3 separate regions of the Mus musculus genome follow, and all the other regions are linked to region 1. A link is a loop called in an ENCODE intact Hi-C map of the cell type or tissue named here. Cell type or tissue: heart. All regions are shown on one strand. Each heading gives the region's core, and the rest is flanking DNA. Links, peaks and the distances in the headings are about the cores only.

Region 1 (7,503 bases), core at 1,620-6,619:
TGGTCCTCTTCCATCTAAGGCTCCAACGTGAGTGGGGCAAAAGTAAAACGGCTCATTTTCTACATAACAGGGGCTCACGTGTCTGCTTGTCATAACAGACCTATCTTGGAACACGGGAAGATGGCGGGCAATAGATTTGGATTTTGTCAAGATTTCCAATTTGACCCCTAAGCAGACCACTCCTCTGTCCTCATGAGGGGCAGCGTGGATGGACCATGCAGTGGAGTGTGTTAGGAACTAGGGGGCAGCTGGGGTTATGGGTGGCTTTTCTTTCTTTTTTTTTTTTTTTTTAAGAGAGGTGCTTGCTCTGGAAACACGAAGGTGTGCAAAGGGAAAGAAAAAGCACGAGGAGAGGAACCGAGTTTCTTACCTCATAAACCTGGAAAAAAAATAGGGATTTGAGGTCAGCATTTTGAAGGAAATAAAAGGAAAGAAAAAAAAAAAAAACAATGAAAAGAAAGCAGCAGCAGCAGCAGCAGCGACACTACTCATGCATTTCACACAGCTGCTTCTCCACACAGCTGGCTCCTGTCTGCACTAGGCCAAAGTCTGTAGCCAGCCCTCCTCAGCAGGGACAGGGACAAGACGCTCACTCTGGGTCACTCTCCCTTTCAGTCAGTCAGGCAGTGCCCTACACCTGCGTACAGATTGTAGAAAGCTCACCCAAAGCCAGTTTAGAGTTACAGGGGGGATACCACACAGAACAAACCCACCTCTGGACCAGACAAAAGCAGGCTTTGGAGCGATGGGGACGTTCCACAGCCTCCTCACCCAAACTAAAGCAACAGCCCCAGGAGCGTCTAGAGTACCCTGCTTGGCTTACAAATTCTCTCCACATGCCCCACTCTCCCACCCATGAATAATTTTCTCAGCTCCTTCTACGGCCAAATACATTTGACCTCATCAGTAGGTAGAGCCCCAGGATAGCAGACATGTATAAAGGATGCAGGGACGGTGGGGGGCTGGGGTATATGTGCAGGGCGGTGGTAAGGAGAATAGACAATGGATAGAGGAATGGGAACTTAGTGAATTTTTGTCCCCAGCAGATGTCACAACACTGGCATCCTGTTAGAAGGGACCCTCTTTGTTGATCCTGAAAGGGGTCAGTTCCCTGCAACAGGGTGAGTGACTCCTAGCACAGGCCGATCCCCAAGCCTTTACATACCCAACTCTTCTTCTTTTTCTTCTTGGCATCAGCATCTTTGCTGCTGCCGATGCTGGAATGGCTGGTGATGCTGTTGAGGCTGGAGATGCTATCTGAGGAATTCTGCCTCTTGATCCGGAGTTCTATTGGCCAGAACAAGTGGTAAGAACGCAGAGATAGATTTAGAGAAGATGCGAGGCTTAGGGAGAGGCTAGCTACAGCAGATAAGAGTGGGGGGGGGCCCAGCAACTCCTAGGTACACACTAATTTGGTGGATTATTCATCCAATGGACATTTATAGAGTTACAGTTATGCCTCAACACGGAAGAGGATGCAACTGTGAAAAAAGAACAATTCCTATTCTCAAGAAGCTCCCAGTCCTGAGCTGGGCGTGGTGGTACACGCCTTTAATCCCAACACTCAGGAGGCAGAGGCAGGCAGATTTCTGAGTTCGAGGCCAGCCTGGTCTACAAAGAGAGCCCCAGGGCAGCCAGGGCTACACAGAGAAACCCTGTCTAAAAAAAGCTCCCAGTCCAAGTTGGGCATGATAGTGCCCAACACTTGGAAGGCCACAGGATTTTGAGTTCTGGGCTAGCCCGGGTCATATAACAAGACCCTCTCCAAAGCAAAAATAAAACAAAAACAAAACCACAACAAAAAGAAGCACCAATGTAGATAAGAAATAGAAGGATTTAGTAATAAACTCAGATTGGCTAGTTGTAAAAAAGCTGGTCCTGAACATTTTTATGCGGACATCCTCTACCTGTGCCTGCCTGCCTGCCTGCCTGCCTGCCGGTGTTTTAGCAGAGTGCCACTATGTACACCAGGTTGGTCTTGAACTTGTGACAGTGCTCCTGCCTTGCCTCCCAAGTGCTAGGATTGTATGTATGAGGCACCATATCAGTTTTTGTTGTTCATCTTTTCTTTTTTCCTTTTCTTGAAACAGGGTCTCATTCCATAGCACAGGTTGATCTATAACTGCCTCTGTGACCCAGGCTGGCTCTGAACTTGTGCTCTTGGTCCATGACCTAATATATTTTGATGATACTCCAGCAAGAATTGGCTGTCTTACAGTATGTCATATATGTCTTACAGTATGTGGCTTATATGTCTTACAGTATGTCATACAGTATGTGGCTTGTATGTGTCAGGAAGGCAGAACTAAGCCTCTCTAGGGGAGGGGGAAGGGTGACAGGAAGGGAGAGGGCTGAGAAGGGAAAAGGAGAGGCAGAGGGATAAAATAGTCAACATAGGATATGTACTTGTTCAAAACCTTAAGGAAAAAAAAAAAGTAAAAATTTAAAAATAAACAAAAAGGAACAGTCTTGAGCTGGGCCTGGTGGCATGCACCCATGACCCCAGCACTGATGACAGCAGGGTGGTTGGGTGTCAGGCTAATCGGGGTTAAATGATGAGGCCCTGTTGAGACATCTCTGACTGGTCTCTGGCTTTGGTCTAAAGGCTGAGGAGAGTGTAGCAGGCCTGTGGCGATTACAAATTTCCTCTCCTTGCCCTCATCCTCAGGGTTTATGAGGTCATGTTCAGAACACCCCTCACTGGATACCCAGACATCACACTGAAGAGTACCTAAGGACCCTCGCCTTCTAGAAAGTAGATATGAGAGTTGGTGTGCTGTGGGCCCAACAACGACCTTCCTTCCCTCCACTTCTGTCCTTTTTCAGTTCCATTCACTCTGACTGCTATCCTACCTTTGGGCGTGGCTTCTGAGGCATTTAACGCTCCCTGGATGACTGCCTGGGCCTCGGAATTCTTTTTCTTCAGGAAGTCTATAGTTTCTCGCAAATCCAACAGCTCGGTGTCCTACAGGAAATGATGGTGGTGTTGTTAGAGGCTCAGCAGAAATGCCTACAGGGAACTGGGAATGGGATTCTACTGCTCTCAACAGGAAAGGCAGAGGAACGGGGAGTGTGGAGCTTGGGACACTGTACTGACAGGCAGGTTGAGAAGCAGCCCTGGTCTCACCACCAGTGAGCGAATGGCCGGTGACGATGGAGTGGAATGGTGGGTTTAGAATTCACCACCCTGGGCCTCTTACCTTCTCCTCGGCCGTCTCTGCCAGGTGTCGCAGGCGGGATGTCATATTCACCAGGCTCTGCTCGAAAGCGGCCACTAGGTTAGCCTGACACAAACGTACAAAGAAGAACTTAAGGCGCTTGCGGCTGCAGAAGAGGGAAGTAAGTGGCTGGTACAGGAGTGGTTTAACAGATTTTCCCCATCTCCGGGCTGACCGACCAACGCAAACAAAACTCTGGGTGGTTTTAACATATTGATCTCCATGGGCAGACGAGGTGGAATCAGATAGGCTTTCTGGAGAGACCAAGCTTCTTGAATAACAGAGCGCAGATGGTGAGGCAGGCCTTAGGAGCTGCTAGGGACATCAGCGGGGGTAAAGTCCCTCCCTGTTTTGTGTGGTAGGTGAGTGGACCGGCTTAATGGGAGGACAACAGCCTCTGGGATCAGTCTTATGGCTTTTGGTTTAACGTCACTACATAGGGCCAGCTCTTGTGGCACAAAATGACCTTCCAGTAGGTTCTGTTTGGTTTATCTCTTCTGCCTCTGCACCCTAACCCTATTCTTATCTCACCCTGGGTTTGGAACTAATGCCTCTCTCTGGAAGGGCTGGGGGTGGGGGCATGGGAGTGAGGGATGCCAGTAGCCATGCAAACCACTTCAGGGCATTCCCCATTTTGGCCACTAGGGGGCAGGGCTACATTGGAAAGGGTGCTGGATCCTGTGGGAACTCTGGATCTCTGAAGGGGGGGTGGGGGGGGAAGGTTCCCAGTGGTTGGACTCCAGCTAGCTCCTGGAAGCAATGGGTATAGGAAAAGGTAAAGGGAATGGGGTACAGGAGCAGACAGGGGACCACTCAAGGATGGATAAACAGCCCCCATGAGAGCACTGCAGCAAATGGTCCTCTTGTTACCCTCATAACAAGAGGAGGAAGGCTTTGGGTAGGTCACTCATGCCCAGTCCCTGTGGTGTCTGCAACACCCTCCCTGCCTCCTCCTACGTGTCCTCTTTGAACAACAAGTCAAACTTCACCAGTGCCTTAGAGCCTGAAAACCGGAGGCAGTATCTTCCATGTTTCCTGTAAATCTGCAGAGTCCTGGGCTCCCAGGCAAATACATGGCAAGCTCTGAGCATCTTTCTTTGACCTTCTGTCTTTTTTCAAAATTTGAGAGATTTCACTAAGTTACTCAGGCTGGCCTTGAACTTGTGACCCTCCTGCTGCTGCAACCTCTCAAGTACCTGGGATTTCAAGCTTGCCCCCTCAGGCCGAATTCTGATCACCACCACCACCACCACCTCCCCGGCCCCTATTCATATTCCCTGAAAATCTACTCAGAGCCTGGAGTGGCCCTGGCCTCTTCACTCATTTCTACATGCACATCTCCCCCTCTGAGGGACTGGCCTTGCCTCTCTCTTCTTTCCTACGTCTCTTTTCCTCCATGGCACCTTGCTCTGAGGCCAACCTCAGGTTAGGGTGCCTGTAGGACTCTAGGCCAAGTGGTCCTTTTGTAGAGGCAATACAGTGATCAGGGCCGCTTCCTGGCCAAGTGTGTCATCGTCAGCAGCTTGGCTGCACCATCCAACACGGTGTAAGATTGGTTCAACATCAGGGATCCCAAGTCGAGCTCTGGGGCCTGGCATCACATCTCCCACTGAAGGGAAGGGCTCGGACCCTTGGCCAAAACCTGACTCTAGATTCAGAACTCACCAGAACTGTGTTTTAGTTTGTTTTCTCTTGGCCAAATGGAACTTCCTGTCCTAAGAAAATTCACCCTCTAAATTCATTTTCTGGAACTAGTCCAGCCCTGACAGCCACGATGGCTGACAGATTGCAGTGTAAGTGAATCAGGCATAATAATGTCCTCTGCCTCCCTGGCTGTTCTCCACCTCCCTGGCGCCTCTCCCCTTCGACATCTCCCAGACATGAATTTCCTAGGGTATGCAGGACATGACCTAGGCCACTGGCCTTGACTGGTGGGGTACAGGACCATTCTTGTTTCTGTTATAATTCTTTTGGTCCCAGAGAGTTTGAAGTTTGATATGAGCTTCAAGCAAACCAGTCAATACAGGACTTTTGAACTGAGGACTTGGGAGAAAGAATAAAGACGACAGCCAATGTGGTAAGAGAGCTGTCGCTGAAATTCACTGGAAACACGCAAAAACTCTACCTGGTTTCAAGGCTAGGCTCAGGCCTGGCAGCTGAGCTCCCCAGAGAGGAAGGGAAGAGAGAAGAGGAGAAAGCGCTGCGGAAACTGCAGACGCGGTTATTTTTTGTGCAAACACTTGGAGAGCTCCTGGAGACCCAGCTCAGCTGTTGTTTACAACTACGGGAGAAAATGGCTCTTATGTTCTCTGTTTGCAATTTGGTCACAGGAGAGGAACTGCCCACAGTGGAGTTAGATGAGGTAGGTGTGTTCCTCCTCATCTCTCAGAACAGAAAAACTAAGGTCAGGAGGAAGGTAGTCACTCTAAGTGGCCATACGGAGGTGGGTTAGATGCAGAAATGAAGGATGTTGGCTCCAAAGATGAAGGAAGCTCAGCTCAGATCAATGGCAGAATAGAGGCAGAGCCAACGGTGAACTCCACAGGTTGCTAGGATGGAGTTGGACTTGAGCCGGCCGGCCTCGTGGTCCCCAGACAGAATTCTAATAACCGGCTCTGAGCCTGTTCAGTTGTGTGGCATCAATAAAGAGAAAAACACACCCTAGGGCAGTGGAAACGATCGAGGGCTCGGTAATTAAAATGAATTGTGACTTTTGTCCATGGCCAATGGCAAGGTTGTTTCTGCCTCCCTGCAGAACCACGGTCTCTGCTTTCGTTAGGAAGGTCAAAGGTTACCAGACACCAACTCAGCCATATCAATGAATTAAGGTGGGAAAAAATGGTTCTGAATGAAGGCTCAGAAAAATTGAAGGACAGTCCCCAAATCTTCTGCTCTAGAGCCGTGAATACAACCTTCTCCCCAGAGATCTCAGGCCAGGGCAGACTCGGTCAGACCGCTTTCCCGCACTGCCTGGTTTAACAGGAGCCAGGTCTCATCCTGCTTGGGTACTCACGTTGGCAGACAGCTGAGATGTCAGGGTGGCCACCTTTTCCTGGGACGACTCCAGCTCCCTACGAAGCTTCCGAATTTGCTGCGAAAGGAAGAGAGAGAGAGACAAGCTGCTGACGGCAGAGGTAGATTACTAAGACTGAAATCGGAGTGTGTGGCGGTGTTAAAGAAGCAGAGACAAAGGCTTTGTATCCTACCTCAGATTGCATCCTCTCCTCAGCCTGGAGAAGTGGGCACAGAAGGAGAGAGAGAGACAGAAAAAGCAGGTGGTTACTATGGAGAACCGGCGCAGAAGCCGGGGCCCAAATGTCAGGGCAGAGACTGGAAGAAGCATGATTGACAGATGCAGAGAGGAGAGTCCCCCTGGCCCTGGCTCCTCAGAGCTACATTCAGGTTTAAGTACTAGGCTCCTCTCGGGTGCTCATCTTTAGCCAACCTGGTCCTTGCCGAGAAGGCTAGAGAATGAAGCTGGTTGGTCTGAAAGCAAACCGTGACTGTTAGCACCATGAAGGAGGAAAGAATGAAGGTTAAAACAAACCTACGAGTCAAGAGATCTGAAAGCCAAAGGCTGTAGACATTTGGTCAATTCTGTACATTACTGGGGTCTCTAGAGTCTTGGGGACCTATTCATCTTGGGTGCTAGAAACACTGCCCAAATCCCATGGCAGGGAAAGGAGGCTGTAACAAGGAGATCTTTACTTTTCAAAGGAGGGAAAAAAACACCAGAGTTGCTTGGGAGTTGGTGGCAAGGCCAGAAAGAACAGAGGCTCCAAGGTACTCATCGGAGTGTTCCAAGCTCTAGGTGCTACCCACTACGCCCACTCCCATGGCCAGCGAGGGTAGCGATGATAGGTACCCATCCCCATCCAGTTACCCAACCAAAGGAGGTCCGAGGGAAGGTGGAATGGGGAGGGGGGCTCCCGGGGAAAGGACATTGATGGTCTCACTGAGGGGCAGGGCTCACGGGAAGGGGCATTAATGGTCTTACTGAGGAGTAGGTAGAAGAAGCACTGGAGGCCAGAGACAGCACCGAGCCATGAACTGAAAGAGAAGGAGAGCACAGAAGGTTAGCAAGGGGCTCCAGGGCCCAGAAGTTCCTGGGAGGAGCCTAAAGCAGGAGTCTGGACTCAGACTCCGGAGGGCATCTGGAGCAAACAGAGCGAATAACACAGGGCACCAGTTCATATCCCAACAGCCCACAGTAGGCGAGAATCCGAGGATATGGTCCTGAATACAGACAGCCTCCCCTTTTCATCTATTTTCCCTGACAGCCTGG
Region 2 (7,503 bases), core at 1,473-6,472, 79 kb after region 1:
AAAAGGAGGAGACTGTAGCCCACAGAGAGAACAGGTACCACAAACTGCACACCTGGCTTTCCACCCATACCCAGCCACCGTCACGGATGATAGCCTGTGTTCAACCATAAGCAAAGGCAAGACTGAGCAGGGTTTCTGCAGTGGTGCCGAGTTCCCCTTTCTTTGTAGCGCTGGCAATACGGGGGCCCCAAATGCCTGTGTTCACAGAGGCCAAGGCCCTCTGGTCAACCTGGGATGGCCATGTGGAGGTGTGGGGAGACACCGGCCCTTGCCCTCCAGACCCAGTAAGAGCACATCACCAAGGGCAGCCCAAGCTCACCTGTGAGTCACCTGGGAGCCTCGCAGGCTGGACATGGTTTCTTCCAGGTTCTGTCGGAGATCCAGAACGTTCTGTACTGTTCTCTTTCTCTGCGACTCTGGATCTGGCGAGGAGAAAAGAAAGAGGCGGTGAGAGGAGAGGACTCCTTGAAGGGACCTGGGAGTAAGGGAATGGGAGGCAGACACCATTATCTCCCAGAAGCCAGACCCTGGGGCCAGCCACCTGCTTCTTCTGTTCCTCAAAGATGACTGACAGTGCAGGTGCAGCTAAAGACCTCCATGTGTGTCCTGGGCTGGCTGAAGCCCCATACCCAACAAGGGCTACAGATAGGACCCCTCAGAGCCTCTCCCTGAATGACCACTGTTGCCTCTGGCTTTGGTTTCCTGTGGTAGAATGAAATGGGACACCCCTGACCCCCCCCCCAACCTCCTCTGGAGCAGTGTGTTGGTGTGTGCTTAGGGCTCTTGGAGGAGGGGACACTCTGACGAGCAGAGCTTGCCTAGTTCCACCATATAAGTATCCCTACACGGTGAGTTTCCATTTGTCAACATATCACAGAACATATCGTTCGAAGGGTTGGGACACATGGGGTTGCTCTGAGGGGTCTAAGAGGCCTCTGAGAGCCTCCTAAAGGTGAGGTGGCTAGTGGGAGCGGGAGATGAACAGCCATCTTCTGGGGTAGTTCAGACCCTATCCAAGAGTTAGAATCGCGAGTGAGGAAGAAGCATGGGCGGGGCCAGAGTCTGACCCAGTCAGGATCCCTGTGCTTAGCCTTGGTTTCCAGGCAGGATCATATTAGCCTGGGCAGACGAGAGAGCCTCTAACCGTACACGAAGCCTCACACTTTCTCCCATCTAGGGATGGAAATAGCATCCAAATGACAGAACAACCACAAGACCTTCTCCCTTCTATTGATCCACCAAAGAAATCTTTATCAAATCCCACTTGGGGCTGGGCGTGGTAGGGCACACCTTTCATCCTAGCACTCAGAAGGCAGAGGATGGTGAATATGAGTTTGAGGATAGTCTGGTTTACATATCAAGTTCTAGGCCAGCTGAGGTTACATAGTGAGGCCCTGTTTCAAAAGAGAAAAAGAAAAAAAAAAAAAGAAGAAGGAAATGAAAGAAAGAAAAACAGAAAAACCTCTTAAAAAAGCAAACAACAACAACAAAAACCCAAACCAAACCAAACCAAAAATAATCCAAAGACTCCAACTCAACTTGGTACCAGGACTGTGCTAGGCTCTGAGGACACTAACGAGGCTCTTGGACCGTGTCCCATGGATAACCTTTTACATAGGGATCCAAAGTCACTGTCACTGAAGGACCCAGCTTTCCCAATCCTCCTCAAGAGTTGGCTTCAGTAGTAAGTGACAGAGATAAGAGTGAGACCAGCCCTCTCCTCCCTTCCTCAACCCTTCCAGCCCTCTGTGCAAGCCAACCTTACCCTACTCCCAGGCCCAGCCTCTCCCCACCCACAGACTCGGCAGGGGAGCAAGCTCCTTCTGGCCGCCAAAGAGAACATTTCTGAATCCCCCAAGAGGTATTTTTGTTTTTTTTTTTTTCAAGACTGAGCTCAGGATGTCTGACTGTCACCGGCTGTCTGACTGTCACCGGCTGTTTGGCCAAGAGCGGCTGGGTGGGGTGGAAGGGCCATGCTGTATGGCTCTTCTCAGAGTCTCTGGGGCACCTTCTTCTTGGGCCAGCTCCAATCCTGAGCCCAGCCATCTCTGTCTTCCTCCCTTGAGGTCCTGTCCCTGTCCCCTAGCTTCTCAAGCCAGTCTCATGTACTCAGGGCTCCCTGTTGGTGTCAAGGAACAAGGAGAAATGGCAGGCCTCCATGCCCGGGGTCTGAGCTCTGTCCACAGCCCTGGCGTCATCTCGCTGGCTGCCAATGCCTGTTTATCCTGGCAAGTGTCGCCTGGTGAGCTGCTCCCTGCCTTTAAGTGATGGCTTGGCACGGGACACAGTCAGGGTCAAACAGTGTACACCTATATATTTTAAGGTTTAGTTCACAAGACCCTATGTGGGATCAAGAACAAGGCATGGGTTTCACAGAAGGGTGATGCCTTCTATAGTTTGGACGGAAATGAGCCAAGGTGCACATATCTCCAAAGGATGTTTCCAAAGAGGAAAGTGACGGAGAGTTATTCAGAGGCTTCTGGGTGTGCCCAGTCCTCTGCACACATCATCCAGTGGAATCCCAATGGGAGATTTGTGCTATTGTTCCATTTTACAGATGAGAACACTGACACTTCGAGATCAAATAAATTCCTCAAGGCCACACAGCTAGCATAAGCACAGGGTAGAGCTAGAGTCTGAAAGAAACTCAACCTCTTTTGATGTAACACTGGGCATTCCTGTGTCAGCAGTGACATGTACAGTGACTGCATACAGTAAGTGCTTAATGATATTCCAAGATTTAGTGAGTGCTACCACCATTTAAATTTTTTCATAAATGCGTGCGTATGGGTATATTTGTGTATGTATGTGTGTATATGTATGTATGTGTGCATAATGTTGTATATGTCTGTGTGTTGGATATTGTGGCATTAAAAATGTCCCCGTCTCTTTAAGAAAAAATGTTTAAGCCATACAGTTGGCCAGCTTCACTCCTAATTCTCTAGGCTTTGGGGGCACAGCAGGGAATGATGGGAATTAGAACCCAGAATCTTGGTAGTGACAGAGAACAATATACCAACTTCTGATATAACAATCATGGTGCAGCCGGGCGGTGGTGGCGCACGCCTTTAATCCCAGAACTTGGGAGGCAGAGGCAGGTGGATTTCTGAGTTCGAGGCCAGCCTGGTCTACAAAGTGAGTTCCAGGACAGCTAGGGTTATTCAGAGAAACCCTGTCTAGAAGAACCAAAAAAAAAAAAAAAAAAAAAAAAAAAATCATGGTATCATGGTGCCTTCTCTCCCCAACCTCCTCAAAGACCTCTACCCCAACCCCTACATTTTTCCATATCAACAGAGTAGAGTAGTGTACACACACACACACACACACACACACACACACACACACACACACACACACCAGGACGACTCTTCAAAAACCAAAAATACCAAGGTTCTGGAAATGGCTTGGCCCAGTCCTGCGTATCATAGAGGTGGGAGGCCAAGGTGCAGGAGCACAGCCATCTAGGGATGGCAGAGAGACTAAGAGTGATCTGCAGACCCCAGGGTAGGCTTAGAGAGGCAAGAAGGCTTGATTTAACGGGAATGGCCGGATCTGTTCAGTGCCCTGGCTGGGATTCTCCAGAAGCGGCTACACCCTAAAGCTCCATGGGTGCCTCAGCAGTGGCCCCTAGTGGCCAGATACAGTATGACACCTTACATTTCCACAGCTGGGTCTGCTCTGTGTGTGTGTGTGTGTGTGTGTGTGTGTGTGTGTGTGTGGTATGTATGTGTGTGTGGGTGATAGTTATACTTCTGATCTCCAAGTAAATTTTCCATGCTTAGCCTTTATTAAGTTATATTTTCCAAAGAACTCACCCTACCCCTTACCCTCGCCCCTCTGTGCCCTGTTCTACCCCAGCATCCAGCCTCTCTCTCACTGTCTGCAGTGAGAATGAAGATCTGGGAAGGGATGGAGCCATTCAAAGCACTAGCGATTTGTGATGACATTAACATTACCTAAAACATTATTCTCCTGGTTATGTCCCGATGTCTTGGAGGCTGCCTCTCCGTGTCTCGGTCAACCCTGTGGTCTCAGGATGTGGTCTGGGAGGAAAATGCTGAGGTCTGTCAAAGACGGAGGAGTCTCTTCCTACTGTTCAGGATGTTTCCAACCTATGTGAGACCTCTGTGCACGTTACAGCTAAGCTTTTGCAGAGCACATCATGGCTCCCAGGATATGTGTGTGTGTGTGTGTGTGTGTGTGTGTGTGTGTGTGTATCATGTGTGTCTGAGGAGTCTCACTACAGATCATCAGTCAAATACACTTGACACACAGGTGCATGCACACAGTAATGCCGGAGCCCCATGTTTGCCCCATGTGAGGCAGGACGCTAAACATATGACTTTGTGGTATTTCATTTGATTCGTTATATTTGTCTGGATTCCAACTCCCCTATTCTTTCCATTATAATACCTTGCCTCAGAATATGCACATCTCACCAAGGTGTGTCCATACAGTCTTCTACAATCCTGCAGATACACACATGGAGTGGTTTGGGCGGTTCTACCTCCCATTGTGAGACAGGAAGGTGACTAAGACATTCATGAGGAAAAGAGGCAGTCTGCATCTGAGAAGGAAAGGTCCAGGGTGTGTGTGTGTGTGTGTGTGTGTGTGTGTGTGTGTGTGTGTGTATGTGATGTGAACAGATTCCTTCTACCTGCCCGGCATCAGACAAGGGGAACAGGCCTCCCAAGAATGCTAAGACAAGGTTTCCTGCTAAGCTAAAGAGCTGGACACCGGGGAGAAACGGACTTTCACTGTGGTGTCAAGAACATAGATCTTAGGCCGGTAGCTGTGGCTCACTAATTTAATCTGAGCATTCGAGAGGCAGAGGCCAGCAGAACTCTGAGTTTGGGGTCAGTCTGGTCTACAGAGTGAGTTTCAGGACAGCCAGGGCTACACAGAGAAACCCTGTCTCAAACTGACAAGCAAACAACAAAAACAACACAGTTTTTAGTATCAAGAAGAAAACCCAAAGATGGCCTAGTCGGCCATCACTGCAAAGAGAGGCCCATTGGACTTGCAAACTTTATATGCCCCAGTACAGGGGAACGCCAGGGCCAAAAAGGGGCAGTGGGTGGGTAGGGGAGTGGAGGGGGTGGGTATGGGGGACTTTTGGTATAGCATTGGAAATGAAAATGAGCTAAATACCTAATAAAAAATGGAAAAAAAAAAGAAAAAAAGAAAACCCACCATCTAGGTCCACCCACTGCCTCTCCGCAGCCGGGCTGGCCCTGAACAGGTTACTTCATCTTGCTACCGGTTTGCTTTCTGCTAAATAGAGAGTGGAATGACCTCACTGCAGCGAGGCTTAAGGGCCTAGCTCACTATCACACTTAGTGTAGAGCCTGGCACACAGCAAACTGCCTGGACAGACAGCTGGGATCGACCTGGCAGAAGGCAGAAGTGGGCAGACAGCGAGGCTGAAGCGCCCCACACTCGGCCACCAACCAACAGGTGGGAGCCTGTTTTCTTTTGCTGAGGCCTTAACACCTGGACCTAGTAGCATCTGAGGTATACTCAGCAAACCTCGCTGCTGCACCAGCAAGCCTGACTAGCTGCTTTTCTCAGGGCTAGTCCTGCCTGTGGGATGCACTTAGCTATAGGGACTTGCTTGAACCAGAAGGCTAAGCTGTAAGATCATACTGGACAGTGAACCTCCAGTTCAGGGTAAAAGCCCCAACAGATTCAGGCAAGTTCTAGAAGGAGGAGGCTCAGGGGGATCCATCACCCAGTAGTCAGGTTTCCCCACGATCTGTGAGGTTTTAATTATTAGCCAGCAATTAAGTAAACTGCAATAACTTTTGACTATTGAAGCTTTAATTACCTTCACCAATGTTTCAGAACCCATAAGCCATGTAGCTCAGGGGAGGGTAACTGAAAACTAGCTTGGAGCTGCACCTTCCCTCTACAAAGGCTTTTACTGTGAATGGTTGGGTGAGGCACAGGCCCCCAGGAGGGACGGAAGTGAGCCAAGAGAGGGCTTGAAAGCATTTGCCACCCTCTCACATTAAGGACGGGAAATGACCTCTCCTCTGAGCCCACAGAGGGGACTCAGGGCTGCCGTGACTCCTGGCGTGGGCTCTTTTTCTCACTGTCCAGTGCTGTGGGCTGAGACGCTCAGCTGTATCTACAGAAGAGGTAAGTCACAGCCAGAATTAACCACAGGGGATGGTCTGGGCCTTGATCCATGTAGAAATCCAGGCCAGCCTAAACGACCTGGAAACAGGAAGCACTGGGCCTCTCCATGTCTGTTTCTCTCTCACACACACATATCAACAACTCTTCAGAGGAAGAAAATTCCCTAACCCTATTTGATCCCCAGTACAGGAGTCTGATCTTTAAATTCTGGAAATCTATCACAATTTTGGCTGAAAACAAACAAACAAACAAACCCCAAAAAACAAGATTCCAGCCCTAGCCAGAAGGCCACTTTGTCCCAGGACTCACTGCAACAATGGAAAGACACTGGGGAGTTGCACACACAGCTGCCAGGACCTGTTGAGCAGTACTTTGTGTTTCAGTGGGTCAGATGTCTCTGGGAATTGGAATCTTTTTCTCCCCTCTCCTCCACTCAAAGACACAAATCTACCCACTCCGGCAAGAGCAGGCCAGGCTGGCCACCCCCAGGTTCATCCCAGGGTGCCCAGAGGCTCAGGGTTAAGCTCGGCAGTTCTGTGGGATCTGCACCAGTCACCTTGGACTGGATTCATCCCCACCCCCTGTAAACGCTGACTCGGGCACAGTAGCCGGGAAAGCTAACAATTGACAAGTGACCTGTGACACGGATCTCCCCTGCTCGAGGATAGAGCCCAGAACCTTGTCTGAGGGGCAACTCCACCCTCTTTCCTCACCCCTTCCCAAATCATCTGCTGACCTCAGAGGTCCTAGAAGGGGGCAGGGTGGGTGGGCCTCCATGCCAGAGACACCCACTGTCGCGGAGAAGGCAGGCAGGCAGGAAACTATTTATTCTGTTCCTAATCTCGTCATTTCTCTCTTCCTCCCACTTAAGTCACAATACAGGAGGCAGCTGACACGGAACCCCGCAGTGCAGCAAACCCTGTGCACCCCTGCTCCCCAAAGGAGCTCCCAGGCTTTTCCTCTTTACCTTAGAGAACCCTGAACCTACTCAGTCAAGGGGCTGCCTGGAGTTCTCCTGATGGGTGAAACATCACGAGGCACCAGACAGAGCCAGGACAAAAAAAAAAAAAAAAAAAAAAAAAAAAAAAAGCAAACGCACTGGCTATATGGGGCCATTAGACAAAAACTAGAGCTACAAACAAACTTGGGCCTAAATAAGAGAAGGATGTATATAGGCAGCTACAGCCTGGAATTTTCCAGGCAGGGGTCTCCCCAGTTCATGTGCAGTTTTGATTTTCTTTTCTTTTTCGTTTTTTTTCTTTTTCCTTTTAAAGATTTATTTATTTATTATATGTAAGTACACTGTAGCTGTCTTGAGATGCGCCAGAAGAGGGCATCAGATCTCATTACAGGTGGTTGTGA
Region 3 (7,503 bases), core at 1,473-6,472, 210 kb after region 1:
CCTTTGGACTTCTGATGCACTGGGCTATACGAGAACAATTCCTGCCCTTTAAGCAACACCTTGTGGTCCTCTTTTATAGCAGAAGGGAAAGCACTCGCCTCCTGTCTTATAAGTGAGGGCGAGGAGGATGAGAAAGGTCCAAGCAGAACTGCTAAGGGGGAGGGGCTCACCTTGAGCCAGCCCTCTCACAACGAGGACGGACCCCAACAGACCCCAACGAGCTTTTCTGTAGTATAGCCCAGCCTGGGAAAAGTTGCTGAAACTGAGCCAGAGGACCATCCCCTGAGACTCCTACTCTAACATTGATGGGGTGGTGGTACCCTAAGTCTCTGCTGCAAGTCCTGCAGGACCCCTTTACACCTGAGGTAATGAGGAACCCAGAGTCTAGAATCGGATGTAGGAGATCTGTCACCATCTGATGTGGCCACCTAGGGACTCTGTATCGGATACCCTCAGATCCTCTATCTACAAAACAAGAACACCAGCTCCTGTCTCAGTGGACGGTGGTGAGGGTGGGATGAGGTCGTATTTGGAGAGCTACGGAAGGCAGATACTGTGACCGTGAAGAGCAGAGCTTTGCTGACAGACAAGTCCCGGGGGACCTGATTGTTTTCAGTGCCATAAATGTCACACTGTAGGCTTGCTAAGCATGGATGTACCCTCAGTCTCTCCTGTCAGTTCTTAATTAGTCTATCGCTCCCCACCTCACTCCTCCCTGAGGACTTCACTAACAAGACCAGGACAGCTTAATCAGGGCCCTGGTCACCCCGAAATCTAACCATCATCTATCCTTGTAAGACTTGTTTGCCAAGCTCCCTTACAAGACCTCACTGGCCCCGGGCCTCACCCTGAGCTGCGAATAGTCTCACTTTTCTAAAGAGGAAAATGATACTCAGACAATTTTTTCTTTTTCTTTTTGTTTTTCGAGATAGGGTTTCTCTGTATAGCCCTGGCTGTCCTGGAACTCACTTTGTAGACCAGGCTGGCCTCGAACTCAGAAATCTGCCTGCCTCTGCCTCCCGAGTGCTGGGATTAAAGGCGTGCACCACCACGCCCGGCTTCAGACAAGATTTTGAGCCACCTTCACCATCATCTGGGACCTGGACCAAGGTGCTGACCTCAGAACCCACCCCCTTCCCAGTGCTTTGATGATATGACAAACAGTAGACGCAGACCCCTCTCACACACACTTCTGCCCTGAATCTGCTCACTTCCATTGCTCCCAGGCTGGGAAACACACACACACACACACACACACACACACACACACACACACACACACACCACACCACACAAACCCTGGGAACCCCATCCCAACTGAAACAGAAGGAGAAAGTCACCTGCTTTCCACATACCCCCTTAAATGGCCTGTTTGTAAGACCACGCCCTCAGCTGTGCTCAGCAGAACCTGGGGACCTCTGAGAACATGGCATAGAGAGAGTGCCCAGTCAGGAGCTCTCCAGTCCTATCCAGCTGAGAGACAGCTGTGCCCCAGGCCAGGGACCACTGTGCAGCCACACCTGGCTGGCTAACTCCAGACAGCCCAGGCCTTAGGCAGCCCAGCTGCTGAGGAGTGGCCTTGAATGGGGAGTGAGTCACGGGGCCTGGAATCCCAAGTCTTCCAGGACTTCACTCCTCCCCAGCCCACTCCACATCTGCCCTCCAGATGTCTGCACTTGAGAAACACCCTCTGTCTACAAGGACCCAAGTTCTGGAACACACTTAGCAAAACACCTTGAGAGCTACCAGGTACCTTCATAAGCAAGGGGCTGCTCGATGAGTCTCAGATTTCATTGGTTATACTCAGTGCGGACCCTTTTTTTCCACATTGAACATCTTATGCCCGAGCTGTACTTACTGACTAAGACATAAGAGGCTGATAGGGGAAGCACAGCCCCTAGCTGCAGAGAACTCCCAATCTGGGCATCAAGATATGGAGATCCTGAGACAAGCCAGGGACACCGCCCTAGACCTTAAGTCAACCCACTGTTGAAGAGGCAGGGCTTTGCCTGAGGTGGGTAGGGAGGACCATCTCTTTCCCTGGGGAGCTTCCGGAGTCTAGAAATAAAGGACCCAGAAGAAAAGCCCAAAAATGAAAACAGAAGAAAGAGAAATAAGTCAGTTCGTATATAATGCCCACTCTAATGCCAGTGTCAGACACATCCAGTCTTAGCAAGCACTGGAAGGTCTCGTTCACAGTCACGGCCAGTAAGCAGCAGACCCTGGATGCAAAGTCAGATGGGACCACACCCTGCCTCTGGGTGGCCCCGTGTATGACTGCAGCAGATTCATCTCTTCCTGTGTTATCATCCTGACTAGGAACCAGCTCATCTTCCTGTTCATATCCTCTAATATTAAATATCGCTGCATCTAGGACGGCCTCCCTGACCATATTACACTGGAACCAGATGGTCTGCTAACCCTGTCTGGGTAAAGTCAGGAGGAGGCTCTCAGAAGGACTCTCGTCTTTCTGCTAGAGGAGCCCTCACGGTGCAGAGGCAAGCTGTGGTCCAGGCTTTGCAGTTCGGTGGTCTCTGGGGGAGAAGGCTCGGGATGAAAGGACTCCAGCTTGGCCCCAGACCAGACTCTAGGTAGTTGTGTAGGATTCTTGGAAAGAGCAAGTACAGAGGCACACAATTTGGAAGCCTATGGAATGCTGGATTCATTTGCCCCGCCTCCCCTGCCCCCAGCCCACTGCCTACTCTGGGGCTCCGAGGATAGGAAGCAACTTGGTCTGTCCATCACTGTTCAGAGCCCTGGGAGACCCAGCTTATGGCATAGAGCCAAAGACCCCAGTGGACCATATGAAGACCACGGTGAGTGCTTAGCAGTACCTCCACTCCCAAAGAGAGGGTCTGCAGAGAGGGAAAGAGAAAGGCAGCTACACAGCCCCAGAGATGGGTTTATAGACACAGCGGCATCCTCCTATGGCATCAGCAGCTTGAGACTTGAAGAGCTAGGTGACAGGGTCTCACTAAATCATTGCCTCTCCAGGCACGCTACGGCCAAGGGCTCTGGCAGGGAACCAGGGTCCTAGGCTTATCCCAGTTCCTCCTGTACTTCCTCCAGTTACTGCAGATGCACGAGTTCTGTTGGTCATCAGCCAAGGAAGCCCAAGGCTAAGGCAAATGGTAGTTTGGGGCGGGTTATATCCATCTACAGTGGGCAAGTTAGCAGAGCCACACAGGAGGGTTGTGCTGATAGGGGAGGGAAAGCTGGCTCTGGCTGCGGGTCCCAGTAACCGCAAGAAAAGAAGACTCCAGAGACAGCCAGACTAGACAACATTGACGGTTTGTTTTTGCCAACCAACACCATCTAAGTCTGTTTGAAATCACCCAACATACTTGATAGTCCAGGAGAATAAAGAGAAAAACTGAGGTTGTTTGTTTGTTTGTTTGTTTTTGTGGGACAGGGGTAGTTCTATAGATAGAGCCTATGCCAAGAATCAAAGTCTTAAACACCATTGAGGGTAACAGACCCAGCTCTGCTCTCTAGGCCGTTAAAGTCCTCTGCTCGCCTAGTTTTCCCATACAGTGCAGGGCTGCCCCACCCGAGGCTCTCACCCACCCCCGTCTTTCATCTAGTGTAGAGTTGAGTGGGTAAGCCTCGCTGCTTTTCCCAGCCCAAATGACGCAGGGGCCAGCTGGCTGCTGCAGAGGAGGGCGTGGGAATCCTGTGGGTTGTGCTGGGCAACTGCGCCCTCTAGTGGTAGCCACAGAACGATGCACAGACACGCAGACAAAGGGTGAACCAGATTTCCTATCTCCTTTTGCACCATCTCTTCCCAAGGCCTCTATGATACAGTCGGCGCCAGATGACTTAGGCCCTGCTCAAAAGGAAGTGGAAGAACAGCTTGTGGTCCTTGACAACTTCTAAACCAAACCCTTGGAGGAGAGAGGAGGCCAGTGCTTCTGCACTCTGGCCACACCTTCTGTGAAAGCCTTCATCCGGCTACAGCATACTCTCATGTCTCTCAAAACTCTTTCAGCCTCTCCTGTCTGAGATGCTACCCCTGCCAGAGGAAAATCCTAAGCCTCCATCCCATGCAGAGACTTGAAAGCCACAGTGTGGGCTTCTCAGGGGACAGGGATCTGCTTCTGGTCACCCCAAAGGGGAACTTCAAGCATTCCCTAAGGAAGCACTCATTCACTGAGAACCCATCTTATGCCACAACATCTGCAGCCACAGTCTCTCAGCAGGCCCAAAGGGAACCAGAGTCAAACCCCAGTTTACAGAGTGGAGGGTCGGGTCTCAGAAGGTCAAGTGTCTTGTCCGTGAGCGACTATTTGTCAATAATCTCTGGTTTCTGCAAGCCAGGTGCTAAGCTAAGTGTGTTATTACACAGACTCTGTTATACAGATGTCCCCATAAGCTAGGCTGTCCGGTGAGCTAGGTTAGAGTTAGCTCCCTGTTACAGATGAAGGTTCAGAGACAGGAACAGGCACATGGCACATGGTATATTCTAAGTCACAAACAAAGTCAGACACAAAAACACACACCTAGGAAGTATCAGAAGCATAGAAACACAATTCTATTTCCCCCTTACTCTGATACTGGCTTTATGTTGTTATTATTATATTTTATTTTTATGTATGTGTATGCATATGATATATGAGTGTAAGCCCTGTGCATGGCCAGAAGAGGGCGCTGGATCCCCTAGAGCTGGAGTTACAGGCAGTTGTGAGCCACCTAAGGTGGGTGCTGGGAGGCAAACAAGAACTTTGGGAGGAGTAGCAGGAACTCCTAACCATTGAGCCATCCATCCAGACCTCTTTACTGGTGCTGTTTGCTTTGTTTTTCATCTGCTTTTTTTTGGAACCCTAGGTTGCCTCCTTTCTGCCCCTTTGAATGCCTCACATAAGGCTCCATTGCCACCACAGCACAGCACAAAGACGGTATCTCAGGAGCCACACGGCATAGCACAGAGACAGCATTTTGGATACCATATATAGCACAGCACAACACAGCGACCACATCTCAGGTGCCACACAGCACAGCACAGAGACAGCATCTCTTCTTCAGCTTCCGAGGCATCCTCTGTCTTTTTACAAGAGCCATAGAAATGACCTTGGTGTCCCCTTCCTTCTTCCCTTCATCTTTTAATTCCTGCCGAAGCAAAGTCATGCCTGCCTTTTTTCTCAACATGATTACAGTAAAGGGACTGGATTGCAGCCAGCGGTTTCCTGGGCAATGGCCTGTTCTTCCCAGTGTAAGGGGTGTGAGCAAGTGGGCCACGGTGAACTCATGTAGAAACTGGGACGATGAAGAGATATCTGCTGGCAAGTCACCGCCAGCAGAGGACGGTGCTCGGGGAGAAGATGCAGTCAGTGTGGGCTCCCCATGGAGGGCAGACAACCTAAAAGCAAGCCTTAACCATCTCCCAGGGTTGCCTCTGTGTTTGGGCACATGGACACTAGGACGGGGACTATAGGATATGTTCAGGGGCTATGCTAAGGGACGCTGGATGAGCACACATGCCAAGCTTTTGTTTTTCTTCCTGAACCACTGTGCACTATTTTATAAAACAGGAAACTGGGCTGAAATTTGCCCAGGCTCCTCAGAGGCCCTGGGATCCTGACTGGATTCTAATCACAAACCACCCTGGTTGGAAGGATGGGGGGTGGAAATATTGCATTTCAACATCACTGTTGGTGCCGTGGGAATGCAGAGGAATCTGAACTTGATACCAGGACTTTCTAGGGCTTTCTTACAGAAACAGCAACCCATCTGTGTGTCGGCCACTAAGGGGGCCTGCGGTCTGGCAGCATCACAGAGGGCTGGAGAGCCAGGAGTAGGAGCTGAGAGTCACTGGGTGACTCTGATGCCCTCTGCACTAGAAAGGAGCCCACAGCCCTGAGCTCTCATGGTGATAATTGCCACCACAGAGCTGTCCACCAGGCCTCTGGCTCTTCCGAGAAGATAGATGCTTTTCCGGGGCTTCTTGATGCTTGGCCTGGCCTTGGAGTGTGGTCACCCCATTCCCATGTTGTCTACACAGGCAATGGAGGGTGTCCTCTCCTCTAGCTAGGCAGGGGCAAAGGCCCCTGAGGTCCATCAGGGGTCTCTGGAGGGATAAGGACTGCTCTGTAGACCCAGTTACAGTTCGGGGTGGGCACCTGAGAGCCAGGAGAAAGGAGAGCGGGTAGATACTGCTCAGCCGCTCCACCTTCTCATCCCCACACCTCCCTCCCCACTTGGAAGCCTCCAGCCTCGTTCCCTGGGCTTGACTGAATTCCTAAGAGGCCAGGAGGAGCCATCTTTATCTCCCAGGATCTTTCCTGCCTCTCCTGCTGTTGCCTTTTCCCATCTCCCAGGACCCTGAGTTGCCTCTGCTGTGCTTAACACCCGTGATCATTGGCTTTTTCCCAACCATTCTTACAAAAAGCACCTCACCTTGCTCTCTATGAACATCTACCTCATCGCAAAATGAGAAATATTCAGTGAGCAGACGAACGGACCCAGCATTAACAAATCTCTCTTGGCCCTGACCTCCTAAGTCTCCAGCCTCAAGTTTTCACACGGGTCTCTTTCCATTCTCAGGAGGTCCTTGAACGGCAGGCCCCAGGCAGGGTCACATGCCAACACCAGAAGCTGGCATCAAACCCTAGCATACACCTGCTGAACCGGCCTCATTGCATCTCTCATCCAGCACCCGGAACTCAGCTGGGTCCGCCCCCGCTTGGCTTTTCTTTTTCCTGGCCTCTCTTCCGGAAACACGTTTTTCCTTCCTTTAGACCTCGGTGCTTCCTGCACAGGAAGAAGGACTTTGGATGTGGGGTGCTATTTATAGTGTGGCTCCCTCCTTGTAGACCTCACTGAGGAAGGGGCCACCGCACAGGGACTGCGGTGGAGGACACTGGCTTTCCGTGATCCTTGACATCAGGACGAGAAACCTGAGATCGCAGATGAGTATCAGAGTTGAAGTGTCTCTTGGGTTCCAACCTGGGTTTCTTTGATGATGTCTGTATGTGCAAGGGCCCCACAACTCTCCCAGTGCCCTGGAGCCCTAACTTCAGAGGCAGAGCCACAGGCTCTACTTGTGGGGAGAACCTGAGGTCCGTTTTGTAAGAAAGAGACTCAGAGAGATTTATATGAATTCTGTCCCAAGGGACAGATCAGTCATAACCCAGGCTAAAAATCCCTTGACACTTGCCTAACACATCACACCTACAAAGGAGTACTCCAGCTGTGGTGGCATCTTCGGGTGGACTGAAGGTGTCACCAGTAAAGACAGTTGAATTCCAATTTTTCTCAGAAGATGGTTTTATTTGGAGTAGGGTCATGGCAGATATAATTGGTTAAAATGACGTCTGGTCGAGGTAGGAAGTGGGTCTCTCACCCGATATGACCTCTGTACTAACAAGAGGGCCATTTGGACACAGACACACACAGCAATCAGACAATATGAGAGGGCCACAGGAAAACCATGTGGTCTCCATAGTGATGGACCATAGTGATGGAGAGGAAGTCTGGATTGATGGATCTGCAGACCAAGGGAGGCCA

What was found. A loop is a pair of places that touch in the nucleus more often than their neighbours do. Peaks named below come from ENCODE experiments on the same cell type or tissue, not always from the same donor. Only the 100,000 strongest peaks of a DNase experiment are listed, where the experiment ranks them.
Region 2: a loop joins it to region 1, with 6 times the contacts of the local background. A loop is called at or near these places in 19 of 42 quality-filtered maps.
Region 3: it touches region 1 in a loop (6-fold over the local background); 18 of 42 quality-filtered maps call a loop at or near these places.

The regions. Positions count from the first base shown.
Region 1 is chr1:135,457,491-135,464,993 of GRCm38, forward strand. It overlaps Nav1 (neuron navigator 1), which reads right to left. Exons shown (of 30, transcript NM_173437.2): 11 at 7,216-7,268; 12 at 6,425-6,448; 13 at 6,232-6,309; 14 at 3,201-3,284; 15 at 2,854-2,965; 16 at 1,166-1,287; 17 at 371-379. Among named protein-coding and RNA genes, the nearest start is that of Mir1231, 6.6 kb to the left of the region's middle. In heart, for the core only: a CTCF peak has its summit at 3,852 (motif pointing right); DNase peaks (open chromatin) are centred at 3,231, 3,861 and 4,991.
Region 2 is chr1:135,536,878-135,544,380 of GRCm38, forward strand. It overlaps Nav1 (neuron navigator 1), which reads right to left. Exons shown (of 30, transcript NM_173437.2): 2 at 320-422. Among named protein-coding and RNA genes, the nearest start is that of Gm32940, 29 kb to the left of the region's middle. In heart, for the core only: a CTCF peak has its summit at 3,603 (motif pointing left); DNase peaks (open chromatin) are centred at 1,784, 2,194, 3,604 and 6,144; H3K27ac peaks cover 1,564 bases.
Region 3 is chr1:135,666,920-135,674,422 of GRCm38, forward strand. It overlaps a transcript of Nav1 not described here. Among named protein-coding and RNA genes, the nearest start is that of Gm32835, 17 kb to the right of the region's middle. In heart, for the core only: CTCF peaks have their summits at 3,715 (motif pointing left), 4,640 (motif pointing right) and 5,330 (motif pointing right); DNase peaks (open chromatin) are centred at 1,602, 3,082, 3,642, 5,302 and 2 weaker places; H3K27ac peaks cover 2,493 bases.